Regions from separate parts of the Homo sapiens genome. Here region 2 is linked to region 1. A link is an interaction called in ENCODE POLR2A ChIA-PET data of the cell type or tissue named here. Cell type or tissue: CD4-positive, alpha-beta T cell. All regions are shown on one strand. Region 1 overlaps EPHB2 (EPH receptor B2). Region 2 has its middle 28 kb from the start of C1QB.

Region 1 (2,500 bases):
GGGAACCATGCTTTGGCCAACACAGTGACTGAGGCGGGTCTGTGGGGTGGGGGCTGCTAAACAGAGCCTCGGCTCATGCATTGGGAAGGGGGGCCCCATGGAACTCTTTGTCCAGCCTCCAGAATTATTTGGGAGGAAAGTTGAAGGGGAGAGGCTTTTACGTCTCTGGGCCCAGCACCAGGCCTCATTCCCCACACCAACCAGGCAAGAGGGGCCGCCTTGTCCCCAAACGTTCCCCCATACCAGCCTTATCACTCCTCGCCCAATCCCCTTTCAGGTACAGTCTTGCCAAAGAGGAAAGGGAGGTCTCCTGAGCAGCCTCCTGTAGACCCCCGTGTGTACGATGAGCTCTCTTCCACAGCCCCCCGACTCTGCTTATGACAGCAACAACGATGACCACTACGATCATCTTTATTGAGCACTACCTTTGGGCCAGGGACAGGGCCACATGTCTCTTAGTGCTATTTATCATCCTCATTTTACTAATGGGGAACTGAGGCTCAGAGAGGGAAAAGAGCCTATCGAAAGTCACAGAGCGTGTAGGTGTAAGCCAGGATTTGAACCCAGGTCCCTCAGAGCCCACACTCTTATCCACTGTACAAGATACCTTAGGCTGCTCCGGTCCTGAGGGGTGCACAGGCAGGGGCTCTGCCCTAAGTCTAGTGACCCTACTGACCTCCCAGCCCTCTCCCTCAGTCCTGCTCTCTGGGCCGACTCACTGCCAAGGGCGTCCCAAGTGCCCTATAGGAATCATTAGGCTGTCCCAGGGTGGGAAGAGGATTTCAAGGAAGGCAAATTCCCATGAGTTAAGCCAAATGAGTCAAGCTTGAATTGCAGACTTTCCCATCATGTAGAGCTGAGACAGGCTCTACCCAGGGCCCTCAAATCAGACCCCTGGGAAGTGGGAGAAGGAGGCTCCCTGCTGGGAGTTCAGAGGTTGCTAGAAACCCTGTCCTCAGTAGCTGTTCCTGCTCTCAGGCCTGGGGTAAGCCAGCAGTCTTTTCCAAAGGCAGAAAGTATGGACTGTAAACTTCCTTAGAGGCCCTGGTTCTACTTCTGCTTCTTCTTCTTCTTCTTTTTTTTTTTTTGATACCGGGTCTCACTCTGTTGTTTAGGCTGCAGTGCAGTGGCATGACCATGACTCACTACAGCCTTGACCTCCTGGGCTCAAGCGATCCTCCCACCTCAGCCTCCCAAGTAGCTGGGACTATAGGCACATGCCACCATGCCTGACTAATTAAAAAAAAATTTAGTAGAGATGGGGTCACACTGTGTTGCCCAAGCTGGTCTCGAACTCCTGGCCTCAAGCAATCCTCCTGCCTCACCCTCCTGCCTCACCCTCCCAAAGTGTGCTGGGATTATAGGAGTGAGCCACCGTACCCAGCAAAGGTCCTTGTTCTTAACAGCAGCCTCAGGAAGATGCTCCCACACCATGCCCCACAGGCCACAGGAGTCGGTAGAGCAGGTTCATAGCCCTGCTGTGCAGCCTTAGTCAGTGTCACCCTCCCTTGAGCCTCAGTCTCCTACCCTGCAGGGGTGTTCTGAGATAATGTATGTAAACCATCAAACACCCTGCCCAGCACAAAGCAGAGGCTCAATAAAACAAAGTTGTATTCATTATCATCAGTACCATGGAGCAACACAACAGAGGCTTGTAATCTGTAAGTCCCCTGAATTTTTTCATAAAAGTATCTGTGTGTCTCCAACTTTCTAGGAGGGGGCAGTTCATAGCCTGTGGCAGCTTCTCAAGGATCTTCAGGACCCCAAAGAAATTAAGAACCACAGCAAAATAATACTGACATTCAGGCCGGGAGTGGTAGCTCATGCCTGTAAATCCCAGTGCTTTGGGAGGCTGAGGCAGGCAGATGCCTGAGGTCAGGAGTTAGAGACCAGCCTGGCCAACATGGTGAAACCCCATCTCTACTAAAAATACAAAAATTAGTCGGGCGCAGTGGTGCACACCTGTAATCCCAGCTATTCGGGAGGCTGAGGCACAAGAATCGCTTGAACCCAGGAGGCAGAGGTTGCAGTGAGCAGAGATTGCGCCACTGCACTTCAGCTTGGGCAATAGAGCGAAACTCAGTCTCAAAAAAAAAAAAAAAAAGAATATTGACATTCTGGTGGTACTTTATTGAGTGTATATATCTCTGGGCTTTGGTTTCTCTGCATGAAGACTGGGGAGCCCTACCCTAACTGTCTCACAAGGATGTTGTGAAGCTCAGGTGAGACTGTGGAGGGGAAAGGATGCTGTGAACCACACTGGGCTGTGCATGGGCTGTGCCGGGGGGTAAGATTTATCCTGCTCCTGCTAAAGAGGCAGCCAGGACCAGCTGCCTGCATGCAGGCTGGGCCACAGAGGCAGCTGCTCCAAAGCCCCCTCACAGTGAGGCCTGATAGAGACATGAGCCCCCTGCCCAAGCCCAGGCTGGCCCTGGGTGGGAGGCCCAGGGCAGAGCTCTGTCCTTGACTGAGAAGCTCCTGACAGGGCCACTCCTGCGGC
Region 2 (2,500 bases), 54 kb after region 1:
ATTCCAGACGTTCAGCCTCTGTAACTGCGAGACAATCCATTTCTGTTGTTTTGAGCACCTGGTTTGTGTTATCTTATTGCAGCAGCTCTGGAAGACTGATAACCATCTGAAATGAGACATGATCGTATTTATTTATGGATTTATTCTTCATCCTTCTCCTCAAGGGATCCACTCCATAAGTCCAGGTGCCATCTGTTTTTGTCGCTGCTGTGTCCCTCATGTCTGGAACAGTACCTGTTGCGTAGTAGATACTCACGAAGGATTCCGTCGAATCAAAGAACCCTGGGCCCTGCATGCTGGGAGGATCTGTCTAGTCCAGCCCCAACCTGCTGTTCCAGCCAGGCCCTCCTTGGTCCCCTCCACCCCACTACCCACGCATTTGGCTTTTGACAAATGACTCTGGTGACAGACCATGTTCCCACCCCCAGACACACACAGTGGCTCATGTTATCCTTGAAGAGGCAGTGCAGCCCAGAAGCGACAAGCTTGGAGGTATGGAGACCCCAGAGCCGGGTTCAGTGGGGTCTGGCTTGCCCTGTGGCAACCCCCCCGGCAGGTCCTGTGCCTCTGTTTCCTCCCCTGGAAAATGGGGACAGGATCCCAGCCTCTCAGAGTTACCGTCAGTGCTTGGTATGCAGTAGGTGCTCAATAAATGGTGGCTGTGGGACAGGTGCGGTGGCTCACTTCTGAAATCCCAGCACTTTGGGAGGCCGAGGCAGGTGGATCACTTGAGGCCAGGAGTTCGAGACCAGCCTGGCCAACATGGAGAAAACCTGTCTCTACTAAAAATACAAAAATTAGCCAGGCGTGGTTGTACATGCTGTACTCCCAGTTACTCAGGAGGCTGAGGCTGGAGAATCGCTTGAACCTGGGAGGCAGAGGTTGCAGTGAGCCGGGATAGTGCCGTTGCACTGCAGCCTGGGCAACACAGCAAGACTCCAGCTAAAAAAAAAAAAAAAGGTAGCTGCGGTCAGCTCTCCTTGGATGTCCCAGATGTCCCGTCTTCCCTGTGAGGCTGGCCTGAGCCCAGTCCTCCTGCAAGAAGCCCTCCCTAACTACCCCACCCTAGGGCTGGCTCTCCCTAGCACAGACTCACTGAACGGCTCCCTTGCCGCTCAGCACAGTCTGTCTGGGATGGTGAATTCTCTGTTGGCACACACGTGGCCCATCTCCACAGCCGCCTCAGCCGTTGGCCATGTTTTAATGAGGACTTCTCTTTGTAAATAAGGAAGCAGGCCTTTGATCTCCCTTTTGGAATCGGCTGTCTTTGATAGCCTGCACTGAGGAACTGCTAAACGTCTGGCTGGAATTCAAGTCTGGGCACTGCTGCCACTCGCTGCCAACCCCGGGCAGGTTGCCTCCCTTCTCCCAGCCTCAGTTTCCCCCTAAGTAGAAAGGGCCTGGGTAGAGCAGACAATCTGTGGTCCATAAATTAGCCCATCCATGAATTCAGCAAAATGCCACCTTAGTGCCAGTTTCTTTGGTAACCTCCCTTTCTTTAGTTTCAAGCACAAATCAGCAATTAGCTCCAGTTCCCTGATGAGGGCTAATGAGGCCAGGAGAGGTAAAGTGACTTCTCCAACACCCTCAGCCAGGCATGAAGCAGAGGGGGGATTAGAACCTAGGTTGTCTGACTCCTGGTCTCGCTTATTTCTGTGACCTCTCACCCTCCAAGGCCAAGGTTAACTGGGAATGCGTTGGTCTAGTGGTGACATCTTGGAGTCAGTCCGAGTCAGGACATCCCCAGGCCTGCTCTGCTGTGCTCTGCTCTGGGAGGGGGGCAGTCTGACAGCTTTGGGCAGGACATCAGGCACTAAGATTTGGAGGAGGGACCATTTTCAAAGGTGAATACAGTTCTTATGCAACCCTCAAAGGGCTCAGTGGCTCTGGTTCTTGGGGGCAGGGCACTTGTGGAGGCCGTGTTCTTCATGTGTGCCCACTCCATGCACAGAGGAAGAGATAAGACTTGGAGAAGAAAAGGAGTTACATAAGGTTGGTGACAGGGCTGGAACTGACCCCAAACCATGGCCTATCTTGCACTAACTGTACCTCCATACCCCAGAGGGGGCCTGTCAGTGGGGGAAGCTCCCAACAACCCCCTGGTATATGGAGGGGAACAGAAACAGGCTCAAAGCCACACCGTCAGGTTCCCTGGGAACCGTGTCATGGGCAAGAGTTGGGGGAGGAGCAGCTGGAAGGGGAAAGACGGTGAATGTGAGAGAGATTAAAAGAGACATTAAGAGAAAAAAAAAGAGACAAAGAGAGGGCAAGCAGGGGGAAAAGATGGAAGGAAGGAGGGAGAGACGGGGAGGCAGGAAGGGAAGAGAAAAGAGAGAATGAATAATGGATTCATTTCCATTTTCTGAGCAGAACCCATTTCCAGATCTAGGGGAATGCCCGGGGCAGAATGGCTAACTCAGCCTGCTCGACAGGAGCATAGGGACCTTCACCTCCTTGTCCCCTGCCCTTGTCCCCTGCCCTTGTCCCCTGCGTGGCTCCT

Evidence for each region. Peaks named below come from ENCODE experiments on the same cell type or tissue, not always from the same donor. Only the 100,000 strongest peaks of a DNase experiment are listed, where the experiment ranks them.
Region 2: POLR2A ChIA-PET joins it to region 1 with 6 read pairs; 2 of 35 experiments call an interaction of 5 or more read pairs at or near these places.

Annotation. Positions count from the first base shown.
Region 1 is chr1:22,734,027-22,736,526 of GRCh38, reverse strand. All of the region lies in intron 1 of EPHB2 (EPH receptor B2), which reads right to left. Among named protein-coding and RNA genes, the nearest start is that of MIR4684, 16 kb to the right of the region's middle. In CD4-positive, alpha-beta T cell, no CTCF peak of the experiment used is centred here; a DNase peak (open chromatin) is centred at 1,126.
Region 2 is chr1:22,679,657-22,682,156 of GRCh38, reverse strand. No RefSeq gene overlaps it. Among named protein-coding and RNA genes, the nearest start is that of C1QB, 28 kb to the right of the region's middle. In CD4-positive, alpha-beta T cell, no CTCF peak of the experiment used is centred here; no DNase peak of the experiment used is centred here.